Linked DNA regions of Homo sapiens: region 2 is linked to region 1. Evidence: read pairs that join two places in POLR2A ChIA-PET (ENCODE). Cell type or tissue: MCF 10A. All regions are shown on one strand. Links, peaks and the distances in the headings refer to the core of each region. The heading gives the core; the rest is flanking DNA.

The links. Peaks named below come from ENCODE experiments on the same cell type or tissue, not always from the same donor. Only the 100,000 strongest peaks of a DNase experiment are listed, where the experiment ranks them.
Region 2: POLR2A ChIA-PET joins it to region 1 with 10 read pairs; 10 of 35 experiments call an interaction of 5 or more read pairs at or near these places.

What each region holds. Positions count from the first base shown.
Region 1 is chr1:43,043,601-43,054,021 of GRCh38, forward strand. No RefSeq gene overlaps it. Among named protein-coding and RNA genes, the nearest start is that of SLC2A1-DT, 90 kb to the left of the region's middle. In MCF 10A, for the core only: no CTCF peak of the experiment used is centred there; a DNase peak (open chromatin) is centred at 5,241.
Region 2 is chr1:42,938,469-42,947,454 of GRCh38, forward strand. SLC2A1 (solute carrier family 2 member 1) reads right to left here. Exons shown (of 10, transcript NM_006516.4): 2 at 4,758-4,853. Among named protein-coding and RNA genes, the nearest start is that of SLC2A1, 16 kb to the right of the region's middle. RefSeq lists enhancers at 2,339-2,847, 2,459-2,558, 2,639-2,788, 4,373-4,881, 6,129-6,178 and 4 more. In MCF 10A, for the core only: no CTCF peak of the experiment used is centred there; DNase peaks (open chromatin) are centred at 2,693, 3,423 and 4,943.

The DNA.
Region 1 (10,421 bases), core at 1,313-9,312:
ACCACGCCTTCCCCCCCACCATCTATTTTTCACCTGCCCCACTCCCCACCAAGATATTAAATCAAAAACAATATTGCAACCTGGTGTGGGGGAGATAGATAATACAGTAATCCCCCTTTATGCACAGTTTTGCTTTCTGAGGTTTCAGTTACCCACAGTTCACCGCAGTCTGGAGATACTAAATGAAAGATCCCAGAAATAAGCAATTAATAAGTTTTAAACTGTGTGCCTCTCTGAGTAGTGTGATGAAATCTCGTGTTGTCCTGCTCCATCTGGCTCAGGACATGAATCATGCCTTTGTCCAGTGCATCCATGATGCTGTCTATGCTACCCAACCGATACTGTATAGGAAAAAAGCACAGTGGGCTGGGCAAGCTGGCTCATGACTGTAATTCCAGCACTTTGGGAGGCTGAGGCTGGCGGATCACCTGAGGTCAGGAGTTCAAAACCAGCCTGGCCAATATGGTGAAACCCCCGTCTCTACTAAAAACACAAAGATTAGCCAGGAGTGGCGGGCGCCTGTAGTCCCAGCTACTCGGGAGGCTGAGGCACAAGAATTGCTTGAATCTGGGCGGTGGAGGTTGCAGTGAGCTGAGATCATGCCACTCCACTCCAGCCTGGGCAACAGAGCGAGACTTCATCTCAAAATAACAAAGCAAACAAACAAAAAACCCATAGTGTATATAGGGTTTGGTACTATCTGTGGTATCTGTGGTTTCGGGCATCCACAGCGGGTCTTAGACTGCATCCCTCCTGAGTAAGGAGGAACTACTGTAACACTACCCTTAAGGATCTCAAGATGCAGGAGCGAGGGTCCGTCTAGTTTCTGCAGGGGCCACACTGAAAAATTAAGCCCAGATGAGGCTGGGCACTGTGGCTCATCTGTAATCCTAGAACTTTGAGAGGTCTAGATGGGGGAATCACTTGAGGCCAGGAGTTTGAGACCAGCCGGGGCAACAAAGCGAGGCCCTGTCTCTGCAGAAAATAAAACAAAAAAAAAGTTTTTAAAGATTAAAAAAATAAACCAGGTGTATCCTACAGTGTGACTATAGACACTCAAAAGCTTTACCTAATAGTAGCCCCAAATACAGCTGCTGTGCTGGTCTGCTGTCTTTGCTGGAACAGATTAATATTGTTTCAGGTTCATAGTATGCAGCTATTGATTTGGCAAATGTGTTCTTTTCTATCATAACCAGGAAAGAAGATAAAGCAGTTCACATGCACACAGAATGAACAATAATCTACTTTATAGTTTTATCCCAGGGCTGTGTTAATTCTCTTGCTCCTTTTCACAATATAGTCCAAGGAGAATCGTCCTGCAGAACACCTGGCCATCCTGCAGAACATCACACTGCTCCATGACACCCATGACGTCATGCTGACCAGGAGGATAAGCCGAGGTGGACAGCACACTGGAGGCCTTGATAAGACAAGTGCTCCAGGGGGTGGGAGGTAAACCTTGCAAACATTCAAAGCCTGTCATATCTGCAAAGATATGAGGGATCTAGGAGTCAGGGTCATGCTGGCATATCCGACCAAAAGCAAAAGACAAACAGCTGCTGTTTGCTTCTGCCACCATAAAGAAGGAAGCCCAATGCCACTTAGGCCTCTTTGGGTTCTGGAGGCACACATTCCACACCTAGAGACACCACTGCAGTCCTTCCATTGGGTGACATGCAAAGCTCCCAGCTCTGAGTGGGACCTGGAGCAGGAAAGGGCTCTGCAGCAGATCCGGACTGCACGGCAAACAGCCCTGACACTTGGGCCATACACTCCGGCAGAACTTGGTGTTGGAAATGTCAGTGTGGAAACAGATGGGGTATGGAGTTTTGGGCAAGCCCCACATGGAAAATTAAAAGGTAGACCCTGGGGTTTTGGGCTAAGGCCGTGCCACTCACAGGAAAGAATTGTACACCTTTTGAAAAACAGCTCCTGTATGCTACTGAGACATGCTAGAGACAGAATTGCTGACCAGATGTCTGGCTGGAATTGCCCATATATGCTAGGTCCTATTGAACCCACCAAGTCTTAAAGCCTAGCAAGTCCAGCTGCAATTCACCATATGATAGAAACAGTATATCTGGGATCAATCCTTGGTGGGACTTCATGAGCAAGCAGCCCAGACCCCCATGCCACCCATCATGGTTGCATCTGTGCCCCTCTCTCAACTCATACCTATGACTCTATGGGGGATCATGTACTACTACTTGAAAGGGAAGGAAAAAACTTGAGCTTGGTTTGTGGCAAGACGGGGACCATCCTCCAGATGCACTACACACACTGAATCAGAAATCTCATCATGGTTTCATGGAATCAGAAAAATACATGGGTCTGAGAACCAAAGGATGGAAGTAGGCATGATCCCATTTACTCTCATTTCCAGTGACCCATTAGGGACCTTGTACTCTCCATTCCTGCAGCTCTGGGCTCTGCAAAGGTAGAGGTCCTGGTCCCAGAAATGGTGAATTCTTGCTAGAGAACACAGCAAGGCCTCTTTGAACTACAAGTTATGGCTACTGCCAAAGCACTTTAGACTCCTTGTGTCCAGAAATTATAAGGTGAAAAGCGGGTCACCATCTTGGCTGGAGTAATTGGCCCTGAGCTTCAGAAGGAGGCAGCTGCTTTTGCAGAATGGGTGGATACACAATAAAAATCCAAAAAATAAAATGGGAGGACTATGTGTGGAACCAAGATGATCCACTTGGGATCTCTTTGTCCTCCCCTGTCCCACTGTGACTGTGAATGGACAAGTACAGCAACCCCAAGGACGCGATTGCCAGGAATGAGGGTTTGGGTTACATCGTTCGACCTGCCAAGGTGGGGATGAGCACTAGGTGAAGCCCCGAGATGGACTGCAGTGGTGGGGGCTGGGGTTTATCCCACTGACCTCCCTCTTCTAAGTCTCTTCCCCTTGGGAAGAGAGGTCCACTGGGAGCCCGAGGAGTACATGCTGTGGTGCCAGTGGACTGCGGGAGCCACGAGATACACTACTCGGACCTCCCTTCAGTGAAGAACTTGCCACTCAGCTGTGAGTGACCCAGGAAGGTGACAGCCTCCAGCTGCAGTGGCTGCAGGCTGAGGTCATCTCTCTGGGATTCTCCTGGCCACCGAGAAGGACCCGGGTACTCTGAAGACCTGGCCATTTCTGCTGAGTGTGGAACTCTTCTAGTGGGCAGTACTTGCTGGGGAGTTCCCCACTGATTTGGTAGGACCTTGTCAGTTTCGCATCATGGTCTGAAGGCTTCTCTTCCCATCTCCTCCCCTTTGTCTTTCACGAGTCACTGCAATCAACCTTTCATACTCCCAGCTCTTGCTTCCCAGAAGACTCATAGACAAAGAGTTTAAATTCTAGCTCTGCTATTTCCCAGTTATGTGAACCTGAGCGAAGGTCTTCAGCTCTCTGAGTCTCTCTTTCCTCACTGGAAACTGGAAAGGATAATGCCTCCCCACAGTTATTGAGAGGGTTAAATGAGATGCTGCCTGCAAAATGGCTGGCACTTGAGGCCACTCCATGGTAGTCTTGAGCAGGATAGCCAGCTCTGCCAGGCCACTGATTGGACTCCCATACCCATTGGGGCTCCCTTTGCCCAGGTGGAGGTCCCTGGAGAAAGATGGAGCTTCTTGTTCTGTGAGTTTCACTCATAGCTCCAGCTCTGGAGTTACAGGGACTTGGGTTTGAATCCTCATTCTGTTACTTTCTGTCTGTAGTGGTTTTGAGTAAGTGACTTCACGTCCTGTGACTCAGTTTCTTTATCTGTAAAATGAGATGGTCTGAAACTGCTAAGGGTTACTGTGATAATTCAATGAAATAATACATGCAAAGTGCTTACTACAGTGCCTGGCACCTAGGAAGCACTCAATAAATGGTAGCTAGAGTTATTCACTTGTTCACTCAATACATTTCCTAAGCAGCTGCTCTGTATCTGGTTCTCTGCTGTGAACATAAGTCACAAAAAGAAAAACAAAGCTCATTCATCATGCTGGGAAGGAGACATAGTGATCTACACTTCACTGAGGAAAAACCAGAGGCTCAGAGAGGTGAAGTGATTTGCCCAAGACCACAGAGCAATTCCCAAGTGGTGGAGCCGGGACTTGAACCCAGATCCAATTGCCTCTAATACCTTGACCTGCACCAAGGCAGCTGTTTGGAATCATCAGCCCTCAGCAAGTGGTAGGGGAGGATTTGGGGATTCCTAAAACCTTGCTTCTCAGGGGCTTCCTGTTTTCCCATGACATGGACAAACAAAACAGACGACCAGCGGACATCCTGACTGCAACATGACCACCTTTGGGAGTCTGGGGTCACACTAAGTAACCCTGGGCTTTCAGTGTCCTGTTTGATGGATCTGGGAAGTGAGAGGGTCATTCACCAGCCCCTTTGGAAGGCCACTTCTTACCACTGGACACCCCTGGAAGTTGAAATGACACAGGCTTTAGGGCAAACTTTTCTGTGGCCCGTGGGCAGCATGCAGCCCAGGATGGCTTTGAATGTGGCCCAACACAAATTCATAAACTTTCTGAAAACATAAGATTTTTTTGTGATTTTTTTTTTTGTTAGCTCATCAGCTATTGTTAGTGTATTTTATGTGTGGCCCAAGACAATTCTTCTTCTTCCAATGTGGCCCAGGGAAGCCAAAACATTGAATACCTCTGCTTTAGGGTCAGACACATCTGGGTTCAAATCTCAGCTTCTTTACTGATTGGTCATGGAACTTCAGTCTCTGCACTTCCTGAAGCGGCCTCATCTTTATCATCTCTCTGATTCCTGTCTCTTTCTCTTCCTCTTCCCATCCGTACCACATGCCCAGCCAGAATGTTGCAGGGGCAGATTCTCAGCCAGGAACTGCCAATGAGCTATTAAGGAAAAGTCTCCATTTCCAAGACCACTCACCATCCTCCTGGCCTCTCATTCCCTCTCCAGGATATCTGTCTCCTTTTATTCAGGCATTTGGGCACCCGAGTTGAAATTGAACAAACTTTCTTGAGTTCCCTACTTTGTACCAGCTCCTCAGCTAGGTACTTTCCCATAATAACCTCTATGATAACCCAGTGAGGGAGGCCTTATTATTATGCCCATTTGATAGATGAGCAAACTGAGGCTCAGCAGAAGTCAGAAAGTGGAGCTGGGATTGGTCCCTAACCCATGGCCCTTCAAGCCAAGTGCTCTGCCTCCATGCAAGCACAGCTGGGTGCAGTCATTGCCCAGAGCTGTGTGGATGGCATCAGAGAAGCCTGACTCATAACTAGGTAGTTGGGAAGCCGGGGCCACAGTGACTGCAGCCTGCCCTGGCCTGCAGTGTCTGTGTGCTGAATTAGGCAGCTTGAATTGCTCGTGGAGTCAGGGTTGTCTTGGGCAAGCCCTAAAGGCTCCCTGGAGAGTTTGGGATTACCAGAGCCCTTTGGATAATAGCAAAAGTCATGATAATGACATTAACTGTGATTTGTTGAATCCTTACTACATGCCAGGTCTCATTTAATCCTCCCGGCAACCCTGAGAGGAGGAATGGTTGCCAGAATTCCCCATCCAGGTTTGTGTGACTCCAAGGCTCACCTGGCTTCCCTTGATGCAGGTGGGATATGCATCTCCCCCAGTAATGCCTGATAGCTCCACATTGGCTTTCTTCCCAAGAGACCCGGCCTTGGCCCGGTCCTCTGGCCCTGCCCTTGCCCTGGCTCCTCAGAACCCTGCCCCTAAGCCCTCAGTTTTGAGTTGGAGTGTGAAAAGGATAAACACTTCCTGGGTGTGGCTGAGTCCCTCCTCCCTGAAACATTGAGACCTAAAAAAGATGGAAGAGACTTTCTGAACCCTATTTAGACCAAGAGAGGAAAAAAAATAAGGGGCAGGCTTAATGTTTACAGACAATATAACATAACCCAAATGACCGTGTCTTCTCTATCAAGGAGAAAACTCTTCAAACTAGACAAGTGGAACAAGTCTGGCTCACGGGAAGCTGTGGGCCTGCCTGGGCTGGGACCTGGCTGCTCCCAGCTGCTTTTGCTCCATTCAAGGCTGCATCAGGCAGAGATGGGGCCATTCCAGAGGCTCTTCTGGGGAGAAGGGAGGTGCCAGGAGACAAAGCCAGAAACATACTATCTCAATTTAAGCATGGGAAAAATATGGTGCAGCTAGCTTATGACAATCCTAGGCAAAATTCCAGAAGTTCCTTTCCTAAGCAGGGATTATTGGGAGCCAGGATGGGTTCACTTAGGTCAAGGCATGACTAACTCCCCAGATTACTCTTGGAGGAAGGGTAATCAGAGCATGTGTGGGAAAAGGACCACAGACTCAGAATGTAAAAATAGGACTGTGCTGTTATTGCAACTGCTCTGAGGAAGAACGAAGAGAGCTCATCAGCCAGGGTCTGAGATCCACTTCACCCCAGCCCATCACATATCAATGCCATAGGCTTCCCTTTTGAGCAGGTTGACTCAAGGATACTGCCACAATTTGCCTCTTGGGTGGCAATGGAGGAGGGGCTTGGGACATTCAAATGAGGAAGATGAAGAATTCAGAGGCAATGGATACTGATAACATCCATTTCAGAGGGGGTGGTAGTATTTGTCCAATAAAGCATTTAGGATCTTGAAAGAGGTTGCAGTTTGCCTGGGGGAAGAGAATATTGAGAGTCTCTTAGAATGCACGACATGAAGGTCTGCAGGTTAAGGACCTGGTGCCACCAGCATCACAGTCGATTTTGCTGTGGATGAGGCTTTTGAAATGTTTCTCACACATATCTTTGAGGGTAAATGGAGAAATATGGACCAAATCTTAGGGTAGCTCAGCCTTTGCATGGCTGTTTGCACCCCTCTGCCCAGAAGAGAAGGAATGGATTGATTCTGTTGGGTGCGGCTCTGCCTGCGTTATGACCTGGAGCATCAAGCAGTGTGGTCCTTTCACTAACCCATATTGGTCTGCTCTTGGGGCGCCCTGTGAGGAAGGCTGGGTGCACAGCACAGGAATGTCTGTCTACTGTGTGAGAGGAACACTTTGCTGACGTCCCTCCCCGAGTCCTGGGATTGGTCCTGCACTACTGTCCACCTGCCTGCACGGCACGGCCATTTCTACTGGATGCCATGGAATAGAGAGGTTAAAGGTTCAGGTTCTGGAGTCAGGCTGCTCCCTGTTCCAGGCTCAGCTCTACCATTTTTTAGTTGGGTGACCTTGGGACAAGTTACTTAATTTATCTGTGCTTTATATTCTTTATCAGAAAAGGAGGATAATAATGATGGCTAGTTCATAGGGTGAGAACACTGGCTTTCCTTTTTTTGACCTGTGACCCACAGTAAGAAATATATTTTATGTCAGCTCCCAGTACACACATTCCTACATATATGTACATACATGTGTATGTATAACTGAAAAACATTTTTCCAAACAACCCCTAACCTTAACGCAGGTTGACGAACCATGGTCTATTCTATTCTTTTCTTTCATTAAGCAAAATGCTAGTTGAGAGCCATTAAATTGATTTTACTATATACATGGGTCATTGGCCACAGTTTAAAATCTCCAGGTTAGGCCGGGCACGGTGGCTCATGTCTATAATCCCAGCACTTTGGGAAGCCGAGGTGGGAGGATCGCCTGAGGTCAGGAGTTCGAGACCAGCCTGGCCAACATGGTGAAACCCCGTCTCTACTAAAAACACAAAAATTAGCCGGGTATGGTGGTGCATGCCTGTAATCCCAGCTACTCGGGAGGCTGAGGCAGGAGAATCATTTGAACCCAGGAGGTGGAGGCTGCAGTGAGCCGAGATCGTGCCACTGCACTCCAGCCTGGGCGACAGAGCAAGACTCTGTCTGAAAAACAAAAAAGAAAAAAAAGAAAATCACCAGGTTATGGTATAGCTGGAGTAGTGTAGTTTCAAATGCTACAATTTTCTTCCACGTATCACATGTGAAGAGAACCATTTTCAAGCTAGAAAGTGTCCAGAAGAGAATGACCAGAGTATCCCATTCCATTGTTCTTTTTCTTCCTTCCTCTTTCCTCACTCATCCACTCATTCAATGATTATCTCTTCACTCACTTAGTCACATATATCATTGATATAAATTCCTGTTTCACCTAGAAAAGAGACTCCTGGGAAATATATGCTCTGTAAACCATGGGAAAGAGGGGATAAATCTGTTCCTTGCAGGCCTCTGGGCAGAAATGGGACTTTCCGATGGAAGTGACAGGAAGACGCGTGGGGGTCATGGTAGAGGAAGTGTTTTCCAGCCCTGGGTGCCAATGGATGACGGGTTCGGCTGCCCTGTGGGACTTCTCTCTTGGAAGTATGTGATCGGAGGTGGAGAAAGGGGGGTTTCAGTATTGGGTGGAGGGTCGGCTGAGGTTGTTCCTTCACCCTGTGCTCCACCAAGCTCAGGGATCTGCTGCAGCCACCACCAGGGCCACTATGGAGGTGGAGAGGAGACTATGTAGTTGGGTTCTGTGTCCTCACCTTACAACGAAAGCAACTCCATTTCTGTTTTATACAATGGGATTCTCCCTGCAGTTTCTTTTGGAGTGGAGAAAGGCCTGAAAACATTCCACGGCTGCTAAAAAAATTTTTTAATCCCCACACTAGGAGCTAATTAAATCCCTGTGAGTCTCAGAAGCAATCATTTCTAGGATTCTGAGACTCAAATTTTTTTCCTATAAAAACAAGTCCATTAAAATTATAGCATAAGCCTTTGTTTTGCACGCTTAAATCCAGATATAATTGAGAGCAAGAGTTAAAATAATTATAAGTGTGGCAGGAAAATGGATTGAGATGTTATTTTGTGTTGGTGGTTTTTGTCCTTCATTCCAAGTGTTGGGCGGTACCTTTGTGCTCCCTTGCCTTGGGGGTGGTATTGCTGAAGCCAGGCTGAAATGAGAAGTCCCTGGTAGACAACTGGTCTTGCAGGCTTTTGTTGTTTGAAAGCCTGAGTTTTTTGAGGGGATTGGGCTGGGAGAAAGAAAAGGAGGAATGAGATGGAATTGGGTGAGTAGGTCCTGGGAAGAACCAGCAGGATCCCAGAGGCAAGTGGTTGGTTATGTGCTCCCCATTAAGGAGCCTGGATTCCAGGCACCCAGGTACCTTTGATCCTCCAAAGCTGCAGAGATGTCAACCTACTGGGGTATTTGGGGTTTAGAGGGGACCATTATGGTTTGAGGTCTACAGTATTTCTCTAACATTAATGTATTCAGGAATACCTGAGAATCTTGATAAAATGCAGTCTAATTCAGTAGGCCTGGGATGGGGTCCTAAAATTATGCATTTCTAATAAGCTCTGAGGGACTCTGATGTTGCTGCTCCCAAGACCACACTTTGAGTAGCAAGAAGCTAAAAGGGCTGGTTCCGTGTTTTCTGGGCACGACAGAAGCCTTCCAGACTCTTGCATTCTCAAAGCAGGGAGGCCCCTTCCAATAATAACAGAACTGGAATTTCCCATCAGCACAGCATAAAGGGGTGCACTATCAGTTTTAATTTTATTTGAAAGAACTTGCAGACTTGAGTTTGTGATTACAAACACATAGCTGGGGTCCAGGTTGCTCAGGTTAAGTTGTATCTTTATGGGAATTTGAGGGTTATTCACCCTGCCATTCCTTCTGTCTTGCCCCAGGGTTGGATTTAGCAAGCAGCATACATCTGCTCTCCCTTTCCTGGGTTATAAATTCTCTGGGCTTTGTGTACATTGTTTGGGGTTTTCTGAGAAGCTGGGAGTTAGAGGCCTCTTCTCCTGTCCCCCCTTCTCACTCCTGGGCAGTTTAAGTCCCTTGAGGAGCTGCTTATCTTAGTTTCTTTGCCTGGAATTTTATCTGTTCCTTATCTTATCTTTGTCTGAAAGCACAAAATCCACCTTTATGTACCCCATCCCCACCCTCACCTCAACCTAGGATAAGAGAAAAACCAAGGAGTAATGAAAAAACCCAGAGAGCACCCCTGTTTGATGACCTCTCTTTTCAGGAAGGGAAGCAGTGTTAGTGTCAATTCTGCTCGATTACCTCTTCATCTCTACTTCCTTTGCTTGCTTAATGCGCTACCTGGGAGTATAAATTATTTTGTACAGATCCGACAAAGTATAATCCCAGCACTTTGGGAGGCCGAGGTGGGTGGATCATCTGAGGCCAGTAGTTTGAGACTAGCCTGGCCAATGTGGTGAAACCCTGTCTCTACCAAAAATACAAAAAATTAGTCTGGTGTGGTGGTGGGCACCTGTAGTCCCAGCTACTCAGGAAGCTGAGGCAGGAGAATCGCTTGGATCTGGGAGGCAGAGGTTGTGGTGAGTTGAGGATACGCCACTGAATTCTAGTCTGGGCAACAGAGTGAAACTCCGTCTCAAAAAAAAAAAATACGTAAAGGGTTACCATTCCCAGGCTAGCCCTCTGTAGCTACAGCCAACCTCAGGAAACAATTCATTTTCTTTTTTTTGAGACAGTCTTGTTCTGTCACCCAGGC
Region 2 (8,986 bases), core at 987-8,986, 110 kb before region 1:
TTGTAAACATATAAGGTAGTATGATTAATTAACCACTTCCAGGAGGAAGCCCTTTGGGGCCTGTTTTATGGAAGAGAACAAGCTTCTGGCATCCTCACCACTTGTGGGGCAAAGTCTCTTCTCAAGAGTAGGCAAACTGTGGCCAACCCAATGCTGTTTCCTAAGAGAGGTTCTTCTAAACAGACAAGGGAAGTCAGTGTGCCCACTGCAGGCAGTTAGCAATTCCGCATCAGCAGAACATTTCACACCCCTGCACCTCTGCAGAAGCCCCTCTCACTGCCCAGACACCTGCCCCTCCTGCCCTATGAGGTCAACTAACCCTTCAAGGTCGAGCATGGCTGCCAAGTCCTTCGTGAAGCCCTTTTTTTAATCTCCCCTGTCACCCCAGCCCCAGCATTAGTTGCCCCGTTTGCTCTCACAGCACCTTGAAGCCCTCTGTTAGTGACACTCTGGCTTTCTCCAAGGGGTCTCTCCCACTGCTGTGGAGACAGGGCCTGGCTCAGACTGTGTCTCAGGCAGCTCCCTGAGGGCCAGCATGTGCCTGCTGTGTTCACAGCTATACTTCTCTCTCCTTACTGTCTAGGACCGCATCTGGCACAGCGTGGATGCTCAGGAAGTCCTGGCTGAATGAAAGGGTTGGCCAGATGGAATCTCTGTGTCGCCCTAGGGCAGGCCTTCAGCCTACGCGGGCACAGGAGTCTCTCTGCCCTGTTACTACACATGGGCTCTGAGCCTCACTTTCATTTCTTCTTCTTGGGTCCTTCTGTCCTCTCTTCACATGTTACATGTATCACTTCTAATCTGGCTCCTGGTTGGAAAAACTACAGCCAGCCTTGTGAGAAGTGTTTGTAAAGTACAAAAGTCAACAGACCAAGTGTCTGGGTGCTTGCCCAAGAAACACCGCTAGATTTCAGCGTTCTCAGTTCTGGCCACTCACATCTCCAGCTTCGGTCTGCTGGGGCTGGTTCCTGAAGTGACCTTTGGACAGGTGACCATACATGGTCCTATGAATGCAGTTTACAGGCTCATCTGGGCCCTCTGTGCTGCTGACCAGCCCCGTGATGCCCTGGTCAGAGGTTCTGCCCATATTCCATGACAGTTATAACCTCTTGCCTATTTCTGATTAGATGGGAGGCCCCGGGGATCACAGAAGTTCATCTCAGATTTGTCTACATCTTCAGAAGTCTCTCAGTCCCTGGCTGGGCATGGTGGCTCATACCTGTAATCCCAGCACTTTGGGAGGCCAAGGCAGGTGGATCGCCTGAGGTCAGGAGTTTGAGACCAGCCTCACCAACCTGGTGAAACCCCATCTCTACTAAAAACACAAAAATTAGCTGGGCGTGGTGGTACACACCTGTACCAGTAGCCCAGCTACTTGGAAAGCTGAGGCACGAGAACCACTTGAACCCAGGAAGCGGAGGTTGCAGTGAGCCAAGATCATGCCACTGTACTCTGGCCTGGGCAGCAGAGCAAGACTCCGTCTCAAAAAAAAAAAAAAAAAAAAAGGTATCTCAGTCCCTCCTGGCCAAAGGCAGCCCCTCCCTTCTGCTCCGACACCACCCTCCCTCCTGGAAGACCTCCGCCCTCACTTCCTTATCTTCACCCTCTCCTGCTGATTCCTTCCAACATGTTTAAAAATAACCTTCATTAAAATAAATAAATAAATTCCTAGCCATACCATCATTCCAAACCTCCTCTTTTCTCCCTCTCCCACCAACTCTTTTGGAAGAGCCGTCTCCACCCTTTCTCATCTGCCTCTCACTCTTCACCCAATCGTAGTGAGGCTTCTATCCACGCTGTGCCACCCAGTCAGCCCGAGTGGCCACAAGGCCACCATCGCCTCTTCTGCATTCAGCAATGTGGAGAGGCTTGCCCAGTTCAACCCCTGGGGTACCCGATGGCCTTCCTCCACTCACTATCCACCAGTGTCTATTACTATGACAGGCACCGTTCTAGGCACTAAGGACACGGCCGTGGACAAACCAGACAAATACCCTGGCCCTTCGATGGCTTACATTATCCCTCTGTCTTGGGAGGGTATCCTCTCCTGGTTTTAGAGATACCAGCTCTTGTTCTTCTACTTAGGGTCTTTTTCTAGCAATGGGTTGTTCTCTGGGGCCTTGATCTTTTACTTTTAATTTTTATTTATTTAATTATAAAATTGAGATGAGGTCTTGATGTGTTGCTCAGGCTGGTCTTGAACTCCTGGGCTCAAGTGATCCACCCACCTCAGCCTCCCAAAGTGCTGGGATTACAGCGTGAGCCACATGCCCGGCCTTAATCTTCATTTCTCTTTTTATTCCACAGTCTCCCTAGAAGATCTTTCTCCACTGTGTGGATACCAGTGACTAATTCTCAACTTTTCTCCAGCCTGGGTCTAAGAAACAGACCCATACATACAGGTGCCTCCTGCACATCTCCAGCTGTGTCACCCCACGCCTCCATTCCTGCACATCCCACGGCCACCTCTCAGCTCCTGGCACACCTGCTCCTTCTTCAAACCACACATCACCCATGCCAGAAACCTAGAAACCATTTTTAAACCCTTCTCTGTTGCCCTCGCACGGAATTGATGACCAAATCCTGTCCATTCTTCCTCTGAGGGTTTGCTTTTATGTCACTAGTCCAACGGCAACTTTCTTGATGGTTTCCCGTCTCTAGTCTCACATTCTTAAGTCCGCCCCTCCATACCAGACGCCTGAGTCATTTCCCTACAATGCAAGTCTGATCACGTCTGCCCTGGGCAGTGGGTCCCTATTGTCCTCATCCTGAAGTCCATGCTCCCTAGCTGGGCCCCCGTGCTGGTGCCCATCCGCCCCTTCTGACTGTGCCGTGCCATACTCACAAGGCCCTTTGTGGTCTGGCTCTTGCCTACCTTACCTTGTTGACCTCCCCAACCTTTCCCCTCCTCCTGTTCACTCTAGTGACACACTAAACTACTCACGCTTTACTGAATGCCAGGCTTTCTGTCTTCTGGGCATTTTGCTTTGAAGGCCCCCTGCTCACCCCAACCCTGTTCTGTTTCTGGAAAACACCTCCTCTGTCCTGGCCTTAGAGTCCTAGTTCTGTCATTAACTCACTATGAGATCACAGTCAAGACATCATTAAATCCAGTAGCTGTCAACCTTGGCTGCACATTCGAATTGGTTGGGAAGCTTTTAATTGAATGCCCAAACAGCATCCCAGACCAATTAAATCAGAATCTGGGGGCGTTCTGGAAACCCCAATGTGCAACCAAGTGGAGAGCTCAACCTCCCTCTGTTTCCTCCCAGCCTGTCTTACAGACTTTCCATCTGTAAGGATTCCCAAAGGGAGCCAGTTCTGAAGCACACACTTTGGCAAGAGCTGTCAAGAGCACTTAGCAAATGCAGGGCTTGGGGCTGGTCCAAGCATGGGCCCACGGTCTCCATGCCCAGCAAACTTGGAAAAGTCCTGTCACCTCCCCTGCAGCTGAGCATGACTCAGCAGGCCAAGCCTTCCTGGTGACTTGCTCCTCAGCATCGGGCGTGGCCCCATAGCCACTGTCTGCCTATTTGGAAGAAGCCCAGCTAACTCTAGACACTACCTGGTTCCCCCAAACAGGACCCTGATCTTTGGGAGTCACTGCACTCACTTTCTAGCCCCATCCGTCTGGACAAGAAATGTGGTCCTGACGTGAGGACTGCCCACTCTCATTTGGTCCTCTCTGGGAAGGTACAGATTTTTAAACGGGCAAGGCAGCTGGTTAGGAAGACAACCTGAGGCCATGGAAACAACAGAGCTTGGCTTCTGACTCCAGCATTCAATAGCTTTGTGACCTTGGGCCTGTCGGCCATTTCATCTGCCTGGGCCTCAGTTTCCGGGTCTACAAAATGGAAATCACCACCCAATCTCATAAACACAAGCAAAATGCCTGGTACAGAGGAAGGGCTCAGTTTCCTTTCCTGTCCCTGCCTCCTACCCCCTACCCCCTTTTCCTCTTCTCTCCTCCTTAATGCAAGTAGGCTGGGCTGGAGGAGATGGTCTAGGTCCCTTCCCATCCTGACATTCAAGTAAACAAGTGAGGACAGATCTAGGATGCACGGCAGGGAGGAGGAAGCCAGCACAGACCTTCACCCCCTGTGGCTCCCTAGGGCAAGACGCCATTTCTGCTTTGACTGCCACAGGGCCTTCAGGGAGAGGACGCGGTTTCAACCTACAAATAAAGGAAGTGTGCTGCCTGTGGATGGGTATGAGTGCAGGCTCAAGGACCACCTGGCAGGCAGGTGTTGGATACCAGCTCTGTCTCTGACTTAGCTGGGTGATATTGGGCGGGTTTCCTCTCTCTGGCCGTTTCCCACACCTGCAGGCTGGGAGTGGTGCCTGCTGCCTCCTGACAGTGCTGCAGTGAGCATCAAGTGAGACAAGCCCATGAAAACCCTCTGCAGCCCCAGAATGCCACGGAAATGCAGCATTATTGTATTGAGCTTTGCTTTGAGTTTATTATATCATCAAACATATTATTAAATGACTGAGTTGGGTGGGGGGTTGGTCAAGAGGGCCTATACAAGACCCCAGGATTCTGTGGGACCTGAGATTCTAGAATTCTGCCACCCTGATTCCAAAGCAAGAGAAGAGTCTCTGACATGATCAGGGCCAGAAAACTGGCTGGAGAGGCAGACAGTACAGTGCGTTCATATAAATGACTCTAATTCAGGTGGTGGCGTGAGACTGTGGGCATGTGTGATGTGCAACAGAGCAGGCTGGTGTCCATAAGCCAACGATGGCACAGTACTCACCTTCTGGGGGGCATTGATGACTCCAGTGTTGTAGCCAAACTGCAGGGAGCCAAGCACTGCTCCTCCCACGGCCAGCATGAGGCGACCCGTCAGCTTCTGCGGAGAAACAAACCACACTGTTATAGGCGTGTCTGGGAGCAGGTTACTACAGGGCAGGGCCTGGACTGGCAAGTTTCTGTGTTCAGATATCTTGCCTGACTCTTGGCACCACACCAGTCTTTCTCCCAGGAAACTTGGCCAATTCCTGACCTTAGGTGCCCAAACCAGCCTAGCTGACTTCAAGATACTGGGCTGGCCGGGCCATTTCCTGGGGAGAGAGGGGAAGTATGATCTTCTCTCTCTGTAGCCAGGTCTCAGAGAGGGAGAGGCTTTGGATTCTTGGGGGTCTCATTTCCCTGGTGGAGCCATGCCTAGGGTCTGGTGGTTCTAGACTCTCTGACTGGGAGGCCCAGGAACCAGCCCTCCTATGCGAGGGGGCCCAAATTACTTGGTAGGAATAGCACAGATATAGATAGGAGAAGCACCCTGGATTTGGAGCTGAAGCCGCTGGCTTCTGATTCCAGCCCATCTGCCTGTTTGCTCTGTGAATTCCAGCAGGCTAAGTCCCCCATGTACCACCTCTCCCCTATCCTCCATTTGCTTGTCAGCAAAATGGCAACAGCTTCGTTTGTCACATTGGAGATGTGATCCCACCTTGCCCTACCCTTCCTGCTGTTCACAGGGCAGGAAACTGAGCCCTGAGAGGGTGAGGCAAGTTCCAGATCACTCAGGAGCCTGCAGCAGAGCTCAGGGCTCCGGACTCCTTACCCAGTGCTCCTCACGGCAATAATCCCCAAACCATAAGCCTCCCAAGGTTATATGGACATAGACGACATGCTAGGCGGGAATGCACTTTGGAAAAGTGCACAAGGTGAGTAAGAGTGTGGGGCTAAGGTGTTTCCAATGGGCAAAGGGATGGGAGAGAAAAAGAGCAGTTTGCTTCTGTCCATTGGAAGCCGAGGACCTAAGGCAGCAGGAAGGGCAGAGGCCAGCAGGTGAAGAGCCCTGCTTAGCCACAGGTGACTGAGAGGCCAGCAGGGTGTCAGCCCTGCTGAAGAAAAGTGCTCTTTTCAGCTATAAAAATGAGGAAGTCAGGAAATGTGACATTAGGCAGGCCTTTAACTGATTGTGGGAGAACAGGGCTGCGGGAGGCATGCCAAAGAAACGACTGGCATTCACTACGCACACTATACCAAGCTGGGCCCTGGAAGTGGGTGGAGCTGGCCATGGCCTGGCTGTGGGTCTCTGGGCCTTGGTTTCCACAGAACCCAGAAGCAGCCTTTACTTCAAGATCATCACAGATAGCCCTGGGCATAGCTGTTACCAGGCATATTCCCAGTATGGTCTTTTCATTCTCTGAAAGCGTCAGTCAGGGCAACGACTGCAAAAGCCAAGGCTCTCACATCAGAGGCTGCGAAAGAGGAAGAAGGCTTCGGCCCAGGAGGAGTGTGCAGCTCAGAGCCCCCTCTGTGTGTGCGCTGCATCCTTCCTTCCCATTAGTCTGTCTACCTGACCCCTTAGCCTGCCTCTGGACATTTATTCCACATGCTGGGGCTTCCCTCATACCACAGGGACTCCATTCCCTCTAAATCCTCTGCATTGCCCAACTAGAAAGACAGCCCCCACCCCCCGTATGTCCTGGCACTGCCCCCAGAATCTCCCTTCTCTCAATTCTCTGGGGAGCCTTCAGGCCCAGAGCTGTTGTTCCGAGTGGGTAGTGAGCAGCTGACAAATTTCTGGGGGACCCCAGCGACACACCAGGTCAAGCCTAATTCATAGGGTGGACACTAATTCAGAGGCTGTGGCAAGGCACTAAGCATCACCAGGAGGGCTCACTAAACAGCGACTGCTAGGCCCGCCACGTGCTGGGCTTTCTGCCTGCGGTATTACCTGCATTTGCTCATGGGATGCAAAGTATATACTGTATTTTTCTGGAACACATTAGAATAGATTAAAAAACAAGCAATGCAGTGACATCAATCTATCATTTAAGAAAACGTGGCATAGTGATATAATGGAATACATAACCTGGGAGTTCGAGGCCGCAGTGAGCTGTGATCACCCCATGGCACTCCAGCCTGGGTGACAGAGTGAGACTCTGTCCCAAAAAACAAAAGCGAAACCAAAAACAGAGCAGTGTGTATATTGTATGCTACCTTTTGGGTTAAAAAAAAAAATTGGCTGGGGGTAGGGGGAGAATATACACATCTATTTAAAAGAATGCACAAGAGGCTAGGCACGGTGGCTCACATCTATAATCTCAGCTTGAGGCCAGGAGTTCGAGACCAGCCTGGCCAACATGGCAAAACCCTGTCTCTACTAAAAATACAAAAATTAGCTGGGCATGGTGGTGCGTGCCTGTAGTCCCAACTACTTGGGAGGCTGAGGGACAAGAATCACTTTATCTGGGAGATGAAGTGAGCCGAGATGGCGCCACTGCACTCCAGCCTGGGCGACAGAGCAGACTCTGTCTCAAAAAAAAAAAAAAACAAAAAACAAAAAACAAGAATGTACAAGAAAGGTAACATTCTAACCCCGGGGGGGCCTGGGTGACTGGGGACAGGGTGAAAGGGAGATTTCATTTTATAGCCTTTGGCACTTTTTTGAATTCTGAATGGTGTGAATGGAATCACCTATTCAAAATAATTTTTACAAGCCCTGTGATTTCATATTACTTAGAACAAAGCAATTTAAATAAAAACATTAAGTGGAAAATAATACAAATGATCCATGGATCTGGCAAAAATTATGTTGGTAGAGCATGAGTGAATGACACTGGCTATGTGAGGTAAGTGCTATTATCACAGGCCCTGTTTTACTGAGGTCTGCATCTGATGTTCCAGGGGTCTGGAGCCTCTGAAGTCATCCCTGGGGCCCCACTGAGCAGCTGCTCGACTGTAGCCTCTGTCAATGGGGGCTGCTGGAGGCCAAGGACATACCCCTCCGCTGGACCTTGTCATCAGCAGGTCGAGGTCAAACTCGACTTTAGAAAACCTGCCTACCCACTCCCTGGGTCATATCCACATCCACCCAGGCAGCTGCTGCACTAGGACTGACTAAAATACCAGTGACCCATGCTCTAGGTCTCATGCTAAGTAGAGCTGGGGCCCCGGATGAAACTGGACCCAGTCCTGACACCAAGGAAGGAGTTTCCAGTACAGTGGGGTGGGGGCAGTGGGGAGGCAGATGAAGATGAGAGGCTAGTGTGGTCTGGGCTTCAACAGGGGGCTGGTATGAGGCACTGTGAGAACCCTGGAGGGAAAGATTTCCAGTTTTGCCTGGGTACAAAAAAAGATGAGTTCCCAGGAGGTGACATTGGAGCTGGGCTGTGAAGGACACACAGAGAGTCTGCCAAGTGGGAAAGCAGTGGCAAGGCTACATTCCAGGTGGACAGAACAGTATGTGCAAGGAGAAGAAATGGGGACCAGTCAGATTAAGAAACAGCGTGCTCAGTGTGGCTCAGTGCTAGGTGTAGGGGGAGGGACATGGCCCCTGCTCCTCAGTAGGCACAAGACACTGCGACCAATCTCAGATTCATGCTGCCACTCTGCTGCGCCCACTATAGCCGGCTTGATCATTGCTGGGCTTGGAAGCAGACCCACGTTTAAATGCAGCAAGCTGCCTCCTTTCACCTTGGAGTTGGATACAAGGCAGCCCTGCTCTGGGCCTTGGTTTCCTCACCTAGAAAACGGGGATGAAAGTTCCTTCCTTAAAGGGTTGCTGTTACGTTTTCTATCAGTATCCATCATGAAGCCTGGCAGAATTCCCTCCACAAGTGTTTGCTGGATCGGTGAAGAATAGCAAGCTACCCTCGATCGGGCAGCCTCAGCACCATCTGCCCCCACCAGCCAGTGGCTAGAACTGGAACATGGCAATGAAGTCCATTCACTCAACGTGTATTTATTTATTCTGGTGTCAAGCTGATGAACAGTTGGTGATGACTTAGAGAAGGGTACTAGCCCCATAGAGCTTGTGATTTTCTTGTGGGAGCCTTTTTTACTGGTGGGGAGCAATGTACAGCCCAGAGTCTGGGATCCCCAGCAGCCCATCAGCACTCCCTGGGGATGAGACTACTTTCTAGAACATTCCATTCTCTTCCAGGCCTTTGCTCTTGCTATGTCCTCTGCAGTCTCTAGCTTATTACCCATCTGCCACTCAGTTTGGGAACTCCTTAAGAATAGAACCAGGGG